Linked DNA regions of Homo sapiens: region 1 is linked to region 2. A link is a loop called in an ENCODE intact Hi-C map of the cell type or tissue named here. Cell type or tissue: OCI-LY7. All regions are shown on one strand. Each heading gives the region's core, and the rest is flanking DNA. Links, peaks and the distances in the headings are about the cores only.

Evidence for each region. Peaks named below come from ENCODE experiments on the same cell type or tissue, not always from the same donor. Only the 100,000 strongest peaks of a DNase experiment are listed, where the experiment ranks them.
Region 1: it touches region 2 in a loop (4-fold over the local background); 1 of 110 quality-filtered maps calls a loop at or near these places.

What each region holds. Positions count from the first base shown.
Region 1 is chr6:146,696,574-146,704,696 of GRCh38, reverse strand. ADGB (androglobin) reads right to left here. Exons shown (of 36, transcript NM_024694.4): 13 at 3,627-3,756. Among named protein-coding and RNA genes, the nearest start is that of ADGB, 100 kb to the right of the region's middle. In OCI-LY7, for the core only: CTCF peaks have their summits at 4,193 and 4,406 (motif pointing right); a DNase peak (open chromatin) is centred at 4,436.
Region 2 is chr6:145,757,324-145,765,446 of GRCh38, reverse strand. The region is part of intron 1 of EPM2A-DT (EPM2A divergent transcript); the gene reads right to left. LOC105378039 (a long non-coding RNA gene) reads left to right here and starts at 1,828. Exons shown (of 3, transcript XR_007059799.1): 1 at 1,828-2,160. In OCI-LY7, for the core only: CTCF peaks have their summits at 3,466 and 3,668 (motif pointing left); a DNase peak (open chromatin) is centred at 3,636.

The sequences.
Region 1 (8,123 bases), core at 2,444-6,443, 940 kb before region 2:
TACACTACAAAGCTATAGTAACCCAAACAGCATATATCACCATAAAAATAGACCAATGGAACAGAGTAGAGAGTCAAAAATAAATTCAAACTATTATGGTCGAAAAAGATTGACAAGAACACACAATGGAAGAAAGGAGAGTCTCTTCAGTAAATGATTTTGGGATATCCATTTACAAAAGAGGAATGTCACCTCATACCATATACAAAAATTAACTCAAAATGCATTAAGAACTTAACTTTAAGACCTGAATGTATGCTGAATGTATGAAACTATTAGAAGAAAACATAAGGGATAAGCTCCAAGAACTTGGCCTGGGCAACAAGTTTTAAGAAATAATCCCTAAAGCACAGGCAACAATTGCAAACAGACAGAAGGAATTACATCAAACTAAATTTTTTTTTTTTTGCACAGAAAAGGAAGCAATTATAAGGAGACAATCTATAGAATGGGAGAAAATATTTGTAAATCATACATCTGATAAGAGGTTAATATTCAAAACATATAAGGAACTCAAACAACTCATCATCAAGGAAACAACCCAATTGAAAAATGAGCGAAGAATCTGAATAGGCATTTCTCAGGAGAAGACATACAAATGGCCAACGTATGTGTTTTAAAAAATGCTCAACATCACTAATCATCAGAGGAACATAAATTAAGACCACAGTGAGATATCACTTCACACCTGTTAAAATGGCTGTTATCGAGAATACAAAAATAAGTGTTAGTAAGAATGTGGAAATAAGGGAAACCTTGTATATTGCTGGTGAGAAGGTAGAATGGTGCAGCCACTGTAGAAAACAGTATGGAGGTTGAAAAAAAAAAACTAAAAATAGGGCAATCATGTGATCCAGCAATCCTCCTTCTGAGTGTGTATCCAAAGGAAATGAAATCAGTGTGTCAAAGAAGAAAGAGATACCTGCCTTCCCATCTTCATTATAGCATTATTCACAAAGCCAAAATATGAAATCAAACTAATTGTCCATCCACAGATGAATGGATAAGGAAAATATGGTATATATACAAAATAGAATACTATTCAGCCTTTAAAAAGAAGGAAACTTTATCATTTGCAATAACTAGGATAAACCTGGAGGACCTTATGTGAAGTTAAATAAGCCACACACAGAAAAATAGATACTAAGTAGAATGGTAGTTACCAGGGGCTAGATGTGGGTGATTGGGAAAATACTGGTCAAAGGATACAAAGTTTCAGTTAGTAGAGATAAATTCAAGAGATCTGATTTGCAACACGGGGTCTATAGTTAATGTATTCTTGAAAATTGATAAGACAGAAGATTTTAGTGTTCTCACAACAAAAAATGAAAGGAACGTGAAGTAATACATATATTAATCAGCTCAATTTAGTTATTCAGCTATATATATATTTCAAAACATCATGTTTTACACTATAAATGCATATATTTTTTATCGATTAAAAATAAATTTTAAAAAGACAAGATTGAAAAGATAAACTTAGAACATATGAAATACATATCTAATAAAGAATAAGTCTCCATATTTCACAAAGAACATCTATGAATTGGTAAAATAGGAACATACAACCCAAATGGAAATTAGGCAAAAGACATAAGCAGGCATTGCACAGCAGCACAAACAGAAATGGCAGTAAATGTATACAAAGCTGTTCAGTCACAATAACAACCAGTTCAATGGAAAAGCAAAATGAACTACTTTTTCTTACCAATCTGATTGGCAAAATTTTTAAAAAATCCCTACACACTCCATGTGGCTATAAGGAAATATTCATACAACCTGGGTGTAATCTTATCGTGTATATTTAGCAATAATTATTTTAAAATTCCAATAGAATTGTATTTGTTGGCCAAACAATCCAACTACATGTACAAATTCATTCATAGCAGTAGTATTTATAATAGCAAAAGATTAAAATCAACCCAAGATTTCATCTATAGAGATTGATAGAAATAAACTACAGTTCATTTACATAATAAAAAATTATGAAGCTTTAAGAATGAAGATACTCTTTAGGTGTAGATTGGAATTATCTCCAGCATATATTAAGTATTTTTAAGATTATTTAATTTTGAGTAGAAAAAAAGGAAGTTGTGAAATATTGTGTGTGTGTTTCTTTGCATTTACATTAAAAAATCCTGAAAGTTTCCTACGGAGGGCAGAATGGTGAAAATGGGATAGAGAGGTACATAAATGGAGGCAAGATTTCTTTACATTTGTTTTACATTGGAAAGCTCAGCATCCTACTGTTCAAGGTCATTGCCAAGGTCTGATTTTTCAAATTCCAAAAATAGCAACCTCAGGCATATATGGGTTAATATGTCAATACATTATGCATTTATAATAAAAAATAAAATACCATTTTATACCCACCACATTAGCAAACATCATACAGTATCAAATGCTGTCATAAAGAAAACTCTTGGTGTTGACAGGTGTGGGTATTACTACACCCATTCAGAAAATGGTTTGGCATTTTATTGTAAGGTCAAGGAGGTGAATGAATGCCCTATTAACTAGACTCCTAGATTCATATCCTAGAACAGGGTTTCCTAATATGATATCCAATGAAGCTCATAGTTAAATTTCACAAATCCATTAATGTGGATGGTTAGAAAGACATTACATGTTTGACACTCAGCATTTTTTTTTCAATTACAAATTTGTCAATACAGGCAAGTAGTCACAATGTTGAGAGCAATAACTGACCCTATCCACAAAATGTCACAATATTTTATATTATATTATAGTTGTTGCAAATATCTTACAAGAATATGTAAGCTGATTACTACTTTGAAATTACAGCAGGTATTAGACCTGTTGCTGTATTTCATGTGGTCGTATCTCCCCATCTACAGATACTCCTGTGACCTATATAGCTAGGTAACTATAGCAACTATGCTTAGTAGTCATTCAACCACCAAATAGTGAAGTTGTATGTTCTCTCACAGTGCTAATTATGTTCCTTATCAATAATTCTCAGTTAATTAATATGGAGAAAAAGATGAGTTGTTTTCAACCTGTTAGAGTTTTAAAAAATTGTTAAGGGGAGCCATAGCACGTAAAGGGTTATGAACCCTGAAACTAAAGAAACTCTTGTACCTGTTTCAAGGGACATTTGAGAAAAATCATGGTACCGTTGCTTACAATAGTAAGAAACAAAAAGCAAGAATAGTGAGAAAGAATATTTCTTACAATAGAAACAAGAAGCAACTAATACAGCCACTAACACTGTGATAGACTAAAAACCATTTGTAGCATAATTTTATACAATAAATACCATTGGTTAGTGAAATGAACAGGACATGAAACAAAAGGGAGGAATCTCACAAACAAGATGTTACATTATAATTGGCAAAATGAGAAAAATATGAAGTTGTTTAATACCAAAATCTGAGTGGCCGACAGAAAATACAACCAAGAAGAAACACACAGGGGACTTCTATAGCAGATGACTATTTTCTAACCTAGGTGATAGATACATAAGAGATTTATTTTAACACTATTCTTTATACTGTTCAGATCCATGTTATACATTCTTTTGTATGTATAGTATGTTTCACAATGTAAGGAAAAAAATCTTGTCTCATTAAGAGTTGGGCCAACAGTAAGAGTAACATAGTCACCTGAGATGTAGCTTTTGTTATTTGACTCAAGTCTGTCTGGCTATGTGTTGCAGTTTCATCAGTTTCACTGACGGAAGGTAAATCAGATCCTGGAGGTATTCCTTTCTTAATTAAGGAGCGCACAAAATGCCTAAAAGGAAAACAAAACCCCAAACTTCTGTTATTTTGATCTTCTGTTTAAAGTTATTAATAAATAACTGCATTTTTGTCAACAATAGAAAGTTCTGATTGTGTTCTATTTGTCATTCTCATTCTTTTACTACCAGTAATGTTTTTTACCTCATGTTAAAACATTGGATATCTTTCTATGCTACTAAAAATACTGTATATTAGTCAACAAATTGATGTAAAAATTCTAGAACACTATTTGTTTCAAAGCTTTGGTGGTCATCTTTGAATTTTGATGATCAAAACAGAAATTTGATATGTGGAATTGATTTAATTATCAGAGTGATGTATCAGTGAAACAGAACTAGGAGTCAGAAATTTAATTATGAGTCTTGAGCACTTAAGTTTATAACTGTGACATTCATACCAGCTACCCGAGCATACAGTCTTCCTTTCAAGTAATTGGCTGATATGACTCCAAATTGCCCTTGCCATCGCTAGAATTTTATAGGTACGTAAAGACATTTTTGTAGTATATGTATTTTTTAAGTAAGTGTGTTTTAAAGATAAATTCCATGTACATAGACTTCATCAACTTGGATATTTTTTCCAGTTAGTGATCTGTAAAAATTCACTTGTAACTAAACGTCTCTGATTTACACAAAACTGCCACTAGAGGGTAGCACAAACTTGGTTGAGTCTCCAATTCTACCAGACATGGCCAGGAGCCAAGAATGGGTAAACCTGGAGTGTTGCTACAAAGACAGTGTTCCTAAGACAGAAAGTTGTGATAGCAGTCACTTTCAAAGGCTCACTAAAAAACAGGCTTGCTCTTATGTTGATCTGCGACAGCAAAGCAGGACAAGGGGCATGTCTATCACGTAGGATGAAATGCCATCCACATATCTCTGATTTGGCTCTGTCAGAGATGAATATGTAAATGAACTAATAACAGATTCAAGCAGTGAATAGATTAGTCGAATCCAATCAGGTGATGAAGCCACCTGTATCTGGGTATTAGAATTTCATGTACTTTAATCAAGTAATACAGCTGAAAGAAGATAAAAAGTAAGTAACTCAGGGAATTTAGGTTATGAAACTAATCCATTTGGGGTCCCTATTGGCATAGAGATTCTAAAAGGCTGGCTATGACTATTCAAATTGTAAGAAAATTTGTCCTTGAGGTCTGCAGTTCTATTTCTTACAACCCACAAATCTCTGATATGCAAACTCAACTAGCTGAGAGATAAACAAAAATTATTTTGAATAGCAAAATCATCATCTTAGAGAGTGTGGTGGTGAATTTTAGGTGCCATCTTGGCTGGCTTGAGGGCTGCCTAGATGACCAGTAAAACATTATTTCTGGGTGTGTCTGTGAGAGTGCTTCCAGAGGTGATTGGCGTGCGAGTCGGTGGATTGAGAGAAGATCCACCCTCAATGTAGATGGGTGTCATCAAATTACACCCATCTTCTGCCTGGGCAGAAGAAAGTGACAGAGGAAAGGTGAATTCACTTTCTCTCCTGGAGCTGGGATGCCCTTCTTCTCCTGCCCTTAGACATCAAAAGTCCAGGGCTTCTGCCCTTCGGACTCTGGGACTTGCACCAACAACTCCCTGGATTCTCGTTACCTTTGTCTTCAGACTGAGAGTTACACCATCAGCTTCCTGGGTTCTGAGGCCTTTAGATTTGGACTGAACCACGTGCTACTGACCTCCCTGGTTCCCCAGCTTGCAGACAGCCTATCTTGAGTCTTCTCAGCTTCCATAACCAATGAGCCAATTCCTTTAATGAACCTCCTGTCATATATCTATATTTGTATCTTTATCTATATCTATGTCGATGTCTATATTCCGCATTAATTCAGTCTCTCTGGAGAACCCTGACTAAAACAATGGGTAGCTTAAGCATGATATTAATCAGAAATCATGAAGCATTAACATTTTTATGTTAAGTTTAGAAAAACTCTGTGTGTGACTAAATGTTTGTGTTCCTCCAAAATTCGGACGTTGAAACCTGATCACCAATGTGATCAGGTTTATTACATTGATTTATTAGAAATTATAACACAAATTTTATGCTGGGCATGGTGGAACATGCCTGTAGTCCCAGCTACTCAAGAGACTGAGGCAAGAGGCACCACTTGCCTCAAACTCAGAAGTTTGAGACCAGCCGGGTAACAGAGCAAGACCCCATCTCAAAAAACAAAACAAAACAAAACCCCAAAAGTTTGAGAAAAAAACTAGATTTATTAATTTGCAACAATAGCAAAATTTTAAAACGAAAGTAGCAGGAAATGTTTTTTTCTGGTTATAAAGCTGTCCCGCATGGCTTGACATTGCCAACTGCCAATATTTGTCTAGCAGTGCTGTGCAGTGCTCCCTCCCTACCCACTTTTCAATGTTCAGTTGTCGATACATAGAACTGACAAAACCTTAAAGGTAAAATATTTGAAGAATATCTTTAGTATTATAAACTTAAATAGAATAAATAAAAGTGTAAATTAACTGCCTGTGATGTAAAGAGTATCTAAAAGTAGGAAAGCACAATGAACACGGTACAGATCTAAATTTTGACTGCTTTTCTCTTATCAGCTTATATTCCTATCATAGATTATAGTCTATCCAAGAGAAGGCTAAAGCCATATTTAATGGCCATTATATGTGTGACCGATGGTACAGACCATTCAATGATTTTAATAAAGTTTTATTGAAGCTTAAAATACATGTTTAAATGTTCTTAAACAATGAATGTACACTTGCTGAAATATCACAAAGTAAACACAGTCATATCACCATTATTCAGATCAAGCATTTTTCATATTACTAGCAATCCACAAACCCTGCCAGAAGCATGTCACAATCATGGCCAACTCTCCTCACCACAGATAACCACATTGGTTACTTCCAACACCATATATTGCTTTTTAAAATTGTTCTTTTCTTACTGTATATTAATAGGATAGCTGAAAACTAACCACGTAATTTGTGTACCAGACTTCTTTGGTCTAAATTTTGTGAGTGTATGTGAGATTTGTCCATATTGCTTTGTATAGCAGTCTTTATTTCACTTTTATTGCATTATATTATTGCATTATATTTGTCTTTGGCTTTACTATGATGTGTCTAGCTGCAGTTTTCTTTGTATTTATATTACTTAGTCTTTTTAGGACTTCCTGAGTCTTGACTTAAACTTTTCCCTTTAGGGATTCTTTTGGCCGTTAAGATTTGAGTTTTTAATTATTTCCAAATCTCTTTATCTCCTACTTCTGAGAACCACTGGCAAGTACGTTGGTCATGTTCAACGTGTCTCATAGGTCTTAACTGTACTTTTTTTTCCCATTTTTTTTGTCTCCATGCTTTAGTCTGGATATTATCTTCTAATCTATTTTCAACTTTGCTTATTCTCCTTTAGTCTGTATCTAATGTGTTCTTAAGCACATCTATTGAGTTCTGGGTCTTAGTCATTATACTCCTTGCTTCTAGAATTTCTATTTTATTTTTTAAACCACTTTACATACTTTCTTTTTTAAATTTTCACCACTCTATTGAAGGATAATTGAAGTACAGTTAACTGCACAAATTCAAAGTGTAAATTTGCTAGTCTTTGATATATGTGTATAACCATGTATTAGCCACCTATTGCTGCATTAAAAATTACCACAATTTTAACGGCAACCATCATACCCTGCACTCATATCACCCAATACACCAGTTATTGCTATTTGTGAAGTTCATGGTCACTTCTGATTCAATAAAAACTTCAGACCCAGCTTTACAGTCTTTCTTTCTATCCCTATTGTGATGTTCAAATATTAGTGAGTGTGGGTTCCTCTTCCTCCTCCTTCCCCCTTTCTCTTCATTGTTCTTCATTGTCTTTGCTGTTGTATTTAGTTAGTCTTTTTTTTCCCTATGAGTGACACACCCAGTTTTCCACATTTCTATGACAATCATTTAATCTTGTAATTTAATTAGCTGGTAATAACCGAAAATATTCATCAGTGCTAATGATTAAAGTAGGTAAGATGCTTTTTTGTTGTTCTAAAACAGTAGCCAAATCTGTAAAGACAGACAGATTTTCCCATCAGCATAATTACTAGAAACAAGAAAAAAAATTAGAGTACTTCTAAATATGAAATACACCAAGCCTCTCTGGCTCTCTTCTGTCTCCAGGCAATATCCCAGTTTCTTATCACCACCTTTAATCTCTCACCAGCTTGCACTCTTACATTGTCTACTCCTTTTAGGAACATAATTTGAGCAGCTTTGACATCTCACCAAAGCAGTAAAACAAACAATGTGAAAGAGAAAAGTGAGGGCATTTTTCAATAGTATCTTTGTTTTACATATAATATTTTCATATCACTTTATTTTTACAGTCAGAGTTTTCATT
Region 2 (8,123 bases), core at 2,119-6,118:
CTGCCAGATACCCTAAATAATCTCTCTCAAGTTCAAAGTTCCACAGATCTCTAGGGCATGGGCAAGATGCTGCCAGTCTCTTTGCACAGCAAGAGTGACCTTTGTTCCAGTTACCAAGAAGTTCCTCATCTCCATCTGAGACCACCTGAGCCTGGATTTCATTTTTCACATCCCTATCAGAATTTTGGTCAAATCCATTCAACAAATCTCTAGGAAGTTCCAAACTTTCCCACATCTTCCTGTCTTCTGAACCCTCCAAGTCTCTAGGAAGTTGCAAACTTTCCCACATTTCCTATCTTCTTCTGAGCCCTCCAAACTGTTCCAACCTCGCCTGTTACCCAGTTCCAAAGTCACTTCCACATTTTTAAGTATCTTTACAGCAGCACCCCATTCTACCAGTACCAATTTACTATATTAGTTCTCATGCTGTTAATAAAGACATATCTGAGACTGGGTAATTTATAAAGAAAAAGAGGTTTAATGGAATCACTGTTCCACATGGCTGGGAAGGCCTCACAATAATGGGGGAAGGCAAAGGAGGAGAAAGGCACACCTTACATGGTGGCAGGCAAGACAGCATATGTGGGGGAACTACCCTTTATAAAACCATCAGATCTTGTGAGACTTATTCACTATCAAGAGAGCAGCACAGGAAAGTTCTGCCCCTGTGATTCAATTACCTCCCACTGGGTCCCTCCCACAATATGTGGGAATTATAGGAGCTACAGTTCAAGATGAGATTTTGGTGGGGACACAGCCAAACTATATCAATTCATATATGAAATGCTACTTGACAATAAAAAATGAATGAAGTACTGATACATGTCTCAACTTGGATAAACCTTAAAAACATCGGGCTATGTGAAAGAAGCCAGACACAAAAAAGGCCATATATTGTGTTATTCCACTTATGTAAAATGTCCAGAATAGGCAAATCTGTAGAGAAAATTGATTAGTAATTGATAAGGGCTGAAGTATAAGGGTATGTGGAGTGATTGCTTATGGGTATGGGGTTTCTTCTTGGGGTGGTAAAATACTGTGTGAGTGTATAAAAACTGGTGAATTGTATACGTTTTAAAAGATGAATGTTATAGTATAACTTAACAATTTAAAATATCCAGTATGTAAAGTTTACAGATTTTAATGTCATTAACCTAAACAGGGTTTTGGAATTTTCACCTGTGCTTTGTTTTGCCTGCTCTTAATTTGATCAATACTGTGTGTTATGAACAGAAGTGCTTAGAGCATTAATCTCATTTGTGTACTTCAGAGAAGATCCACCACTGATAATTTATTCATTTATATTTGCTTTCTTCTGAATTAAACATTTATTCATCTTTAAAATTTAAAAATGAAACAAAATTGATTACAACATTACAACTCATAAGCACTCTCAGTCATTCACAATCCTGCAACAGTAAAAGGAGCAGCAGTGATAGTCCACCATTAATGAGTGTGGCACAGAAAATAGACTTCTGGTTATTTATTAATCTATTCTTGTTGACTTTAGCATCCATTCCTTTATCTCCCACTCCACTAAACATTTCTGGAAAGCCAAATGAGTGGAAATGATGTTTGTAAAGGGATGAACTTGAAATAGTGGATTGATGTCAAACTTTGAATCTTTGACACTATTAGCAAATTAATTATAAGAAACACTGGAGCTGAGATCTTGAAGACAGTGCAGCCTCAGGTTACTGAAATATTTACTTCCTAAAATATCCTCCTAAAAATAGTGTTTCATATTGCATTATTGTATTGACATCATCACTCTCTACCATTATGCAGCTCTGCTACTTTTTTAATTTGCGTTTCCTTGGAGTTACAGACACCACTTTTGGGAAGTATACTGTGTGCTGTAGGTACTCTGGGGATTAAAGAGTATGCAGAAACTTTTAGCTCATTGTTTCCACTGAGTACTGTCAAAGTGCTGATAACACAGGCTGCCAAAAGAGTATTTTCTAGACAAAACAGTAAAGGGGATGCAGAGCTACTGAGCCACTCTCTATTCCCTGCCTGAAGCATCTCCACCCTTTCATTCTAAGCAGGTACCCTTGCTTCTAATACCACAAAAAGCAGGATATAGATGAATTGTTACCTGCCTAGATGCTGAGACCAGACTACCTCCGTTGTTGCAACATGAAGTGATTGCACTATAAGGTAAGCAATGCAAGTACTGTGTTAACTGTCATTATTTGTCTTTTAAAGATGATACAACTAAGTTAGCACCGCAGAAGGATGCGACCCTTTCAGTGGAGGCTTCACCCTTCAGTGGAGCCTTCAAGAGTAGGCAGCACCCTTTCCTTGCCCAGGCACTGCCAAGATATTATTCAGCTTTCCTCTGGCTTTCACTGTTGCTATAAGAAATCAATAGTTTCCTTTGTAGGTTAACTGCTTTTTTTCCCCCCCTCTGACTGCTTTTAGGTTAACCTTTTTGTCACTGGTGCTCTTCATTTTCTTTTCTTTTCTTTTTTTTTGAGACAGAGTCTCATTCTGTCACCCAGGCTGGAATGCAGTGGCATGATCTCGGCTCACTGCAACCTTCGCCTCTTGGGTTCAAGTGATTCTCCTATCTCAGCCTCCCAAGTAGCTGGGCTTACAGGTGCTCACCACCATGCCTGGCTAATTTTTGTGTTTTTAGTAGTGACTGGGTTTCACCATTGTGGCCAGGCTCATCTCGAACTCCTAACCTCAAGTGATCTGCCCACCTTGGCCTCCCAAAGTGCCAGGATTACAGGCCTGTACCATAGCATCCGGCCTTCAGTTTCATTAGATAGATCTTGGTATCGATTTCTTATGCACTGCATTTGAATTCATCATAATTCTAGAATCTGAAGGGTTATATCTCTCAACAAGGTTTTCTCATTTAAAAAAACTTTATTTTATTTTAAGTTCTCGGATACATGCGCAGGATGTGCTAGTTTGTTACACAGGCAAATGCATGCCATGGTGGTTTACTGCAACTATCAACCCATCACCTAGGTATTAAGCCCTGCATGCATTAGCTATTTATCCTGATGCTCTCCCTCCGCCTTCGCCCGTGACAGGTCCCGGTGTGTGTCGTTCCTCTCCCTGTGTCCATGTGTTCTCATTGCTCTCAACGAGGTTTTCTATAAATGGTATCCAAGAAATGTGAACAGTAACTAGAAGGGGATGTGAGGAAGAGGAAGGTTTATTTTGTTTAAGATTCGAGAAATAATAGCTACATGTTATTAATGGATCTGACCTAGTAAAGAAAAATTGGTGATGCAGTGGGGAAAGAGTTACTGTAGTGAAGTCCTTGATTAGCTAAGAGAGAATGAGATTGTGTTGGGATGGAGGAATTAGCCTTAGAAAGGAGGACCAACAGTTACTGTAAGAGAGAGAAGACAGGGTGTATGAGTACAAGTATGTTTTGTTGGGCAGACTGGGTGGAGGTGAGAGTTTGTAGATTGTTTGTTTTTAAATTATTTCTGTGTTTTCAATAAAGATTTTGTCAAGTTGGCTCCTTCATATGTTTCTATGCAGATAGATATGGAAGATCAATTTGTGTCAGAAATTTGCAGTAAGCTTAGAAAAAAAATGCTGCTTATCTAGAGCAGTGATTCTCAATAGGGGTGACATTATCCCCAGGGGACATCTAATATGTCTGGAGATATTTTGGTTGGCCCACCTGCTGGAGGACTACTGGCATCTAGTGGGTAGAGGCCACAAATGCTGCCAAGCACCTGCACAGGCAAGCCCCACAAAACAGAAAACTGTGTGACCCAAAATGTCAGTTGTGTTGAGGCTGAGAAACTCTGATCTAGAGCAGTGGTGGGCAAACATTTTTTTAGAAAGGAAGGTAGAAAACACTTTAGGATTGGAAGCCATTTGGTTTCTATTGTATCTACTTAACCCTGCTATTGCAGTGTGAAAGCTGCCATAGACAAAATACTAGTGGTCCTGGCTGTATCCCAATAAGCTTTATTTATAAAAACAGGCAGGTGGCCCATGGGCAGAGTTTGATAACCTCTGATCTAGAGGACTCTTTTGCTTTTTCTGCAACCATCTAAGAAATAGAGGCAGAGTTTGGACTAATCATAGATGGTAGCCATCATTAAAACTTCTTCATTCTTGGTGAATATCAATGCTTTGATATGTTGGCTGTGCCCCTATTTGGTGCTTAGTGAATACTTTAAAATCTAGACTTAAATAAGTCAGTAAGTCACTAGTTTTTAATTTCAAAATTAAATTTTCTTCTCTCATTTCCCTGCCCCGCCACCCCCTGAGAGGGTCTAATAGCCACTCTTCTTAGTCATATGCTTAGGACTGCTATTATCCAAAAGATGATAAGCATTGGCAAGGGTGTGGAGAAAAGGGAACTCTAGTACACAGTTGGTGGGGATGCAGATTGGTATAGCCATTATGGAAAACAGTATGGAGATTCCTAAAGAAATGAAAAATGGGACTCCCATACAATCCAGCAATCCCTCTTCTAGGTATATATCCAAAGGAGCTGAAATTAGCACTTCATAAAGATATCTGCACTCCCAAGTTCAGTGCAGCATTATTCCCAATGCCAAGATATGGAAACAACCTAGTATCCATCAACAGGCAACTGTATAAAGAAAATGTGATACATATGCTGTTAAATATTATTCAGCCTTAAAAATTTGCCATTTGCTACAAAGTGGATGGACCTTGCGGACATTATGCTAAGTGAAACAAGCCAGATACAGAAATAAAATAGTGCATGATCTCACTTATAGTGGAATCCAAAATAAAACAGTCAAATACAGCCACGCATCACTTAACAATGGGGATATATTCTAAGAAATGCATTGTTAGGTGATTTCATTGTTGTGTGAACAGCACAGAATATACCTACATAAACCGAGATGGTAAAGCCTACTACAGACTACACACCTACACGGCATAACCTATTGCTCCTAGGCTACCAACCTGTACAGCATGCTGTAATATAATGATAAGTATTTGTGTATCTAAACATAGAAAAGGTACAGTAAAAATATGGCATAATAGATTTTTTTAAATGGCATACCTCTATAGGGCACTTCCCATGAATGGGGCTTGCAGGACTCGGGGTTGCTCTGGGTGAGTCTGTGAGTGAGTGGTGAGTGAATGTGAAAGACTAACACATTATTGTACACTATTGTAGACTTTAAAAAACTGTACACCTAGGCTACACCAAATTTATTAATTTTTCTTTCTAAAATAATAAGCTAAGTTTACGGTATCTTGTTAACTATATACATTTTTAATTAAAAAAAACTTTTTGACTCTTTTGTAATGACATCTTAAAACACAAACACATTATACAGCTCCACAAACAAATTTTTCCTTGTATTCTTACTCTGTAAGCTTTTCTATTTTTTAAATGTTGCTTTTTTTTCTATTTAAACTTTTTTGTTAAAAATGAAGACACAGACCCACCCATTAGCCTAGGCCTACACAGGGTCAGGATCATGAATATCACGGTCTTCCACCTCCACATCTTGTCCCACTGGAAGGCCTTTAGGGACAATAATACTTGTGGAGCTGTCGTCTCCTGTGATGCCAATGCCTTCTTCTGGAACACCTCCTGAAAGACCTGGCTGAGGCTGTTTTACAGTTAACTTTTTTTGAATACATAGGAATATATTTTAAACTAGCAATAAAAATATATAATGCAGTAAACACATAACCAGTAACACTCATTTGTTATCATTATTAAGTATTATGTGTGGTACATCATTGAATGTACTATGCTTTCACATGACTGGCAGCACAGTAAGTTTGTTTACACCAGCATCACCACAAACACTTAAGTAATGTATTGTGACTGCTACAACATCACTAGACTATGGAAATTTTCCAGCTCCATTATTATCTTATGGGACCACTGTTGTATAAGCAGTCCGTTGTCGACTAAAACATCATTACTGATGCTCGACTGTATACAGAGATAGAGAACAGTGGGGTGCGGGAGAAGGAAGAAATAGGGAGAAATAGGTCAAAGGATACAAAGTAGCAGATATGTAGAGTGAGCACGTCTAGACATCTAGAGATGCGCAACATGAGAATTATAGCTAATAAAATTGTATTATATTAGAGATTTTGTTAAATAAGTAAATTTAACAAAAAAGGATATAAAAATAACTACATGAGGTGATCGATATGTTAATCTACTTCACTATAGTAACTATTTTATTATTCCTTTAGTTCCCATAACATAATGTTGTAAACCTCAAATATACAAAATAAAATTTATTTGTTAAAAAGCTGGCCCCCACATCTCTATTGACATCATTTTGAATTGTTGTTTTGGTAACCTAGTATCCTCCAGACTTGGCAGTATATTTTCTATCTAGATTAATTTAATGTTATTTGAACTGTAGCATCTTTTATGATGCAGCAAACAAAATTGGAGCCTCAGAATATTTTATAAAAAAATAGAAGACCTTTGTAGTTAAATGATCTTGAGTTCCAGTATCAGCTCAGCCATTTATTAACTTGGAACTGAGAAGTAATTTATTTAACCATTCGAGCTTCATTATCTTAAATAGCAAATTTCTAATTTACAAAATTGTTAAGGGGATTTTATTAGATAATGTAACCAAAGTTTGAAATTCAGTGACAACCACAAGGTAGCTTTTTAGTAATTAGTGGCTTTTAGCAATAGTATTATTATTAACAAACTACTTGAGAAAATCCAAATATTTCTGAGGCAATTAGACTTTTCCCCAAACATTTTGCATTTTAATCCAGACATTTCACTTTTTTAAACAGTGAGATGCCTGATAGACTGTTCTGTAAAAACAAATACTAATCCTGTGGTATTTCTTTGTGCCTAAGATAGTTTTTGCATATTTCTGCTTGTAGAAATGTCACACTTTCAATTTTCCAAGTACAAATTGTCAGACAAGTCCTATGTAAAAGAGAACTGTTTTCTGAATCAGTAAATACAAGAGAAGTTGGGAAAATCTTCCCTATTTCACTTTCTTTCTCATAGTTACTTAGCAACCAGCTAGTACCTTTGAAAAATCTCCTTTGAATACTAAATACTATTGAGATTTGTGTTTATTACTAAGTTGAGGATTAAATACGCAGTCACCATTTCCCTAAAGGACACAATTGAAACCTAGGTAAAATTACCTCATTGCCACGAAGAGACCAATATTTGGCCCTTCCTGTTTATGTGCTGTTACTTACGCATAATATAGTCATAAGAAAGTCCCTGAGACTGGGATTACAAATAGGAATGTGTAATGCAGCCGACAACTCTTCTTTAATATTTAATATAAGTCAGTCCTCCATAGGCATTCCTTACTTGATTTGAGAACACACACAGTTAGTGTTATATGAATAAGGAGACAGTGCATTTTGGTTTGCCTGGGATGATCTAGTTTACCTCTGTGGTAAATCAGTTAAAACTGTTCATTATTTTAGCACTTCTTTCTATTCCCCAAACTGACCTGTTGTGGATAACAAATTGCATGGTGACCCTAGATTTGAAAATTTGGAGGCACTCTGAAAGAAAGCAATTGAAATATGGTTAGAGGCATTGGGAATAGCCCCTATGAAGAAATGACAAAAGGAATTGGCTTTATTTGTTGAAAAAAAGAGAAAACTTAGGGAGATTATGCTCTTCAAGAAGCAAATATGGAAGGGTACGCTCTAAGAAGAATCAAAAGCTTCTGCCTCTTTCCTTCCCGGGGCTGAACAGCATTACAATTCACACACTGGAGGTATGCTGTGTAGAAATTAGAGGTTAGGAAGCCACTGTACACACTAAATTGCACTCCCAGTAAAGGTTATTTTTTCCTGTTTTGAATATTCTTTAAGAAACAGATAGTATATGGACATACTCTATGGCTTACCAATTCTACTCCTAGGTATAAACCCTAGAGAAACTTGTGCAAATATACATAAGGATGTACCAACCAGGATTTTATTAGCTTCACTGTTTGTAATAATCCCATACTGAAAATAACTCATCTATCTGCTAACAATAAAATTTAAAAAGTATGAGGTCTTCAGATAGTGGAATATGCTATACATAAGCAAAAATAATTGAAGCATAGCTACATGCTACAATATGTAGATATTTGAAAAACATCATATTAAGCAAAAGACATAAGTTACAAAAGAATACATGAAGT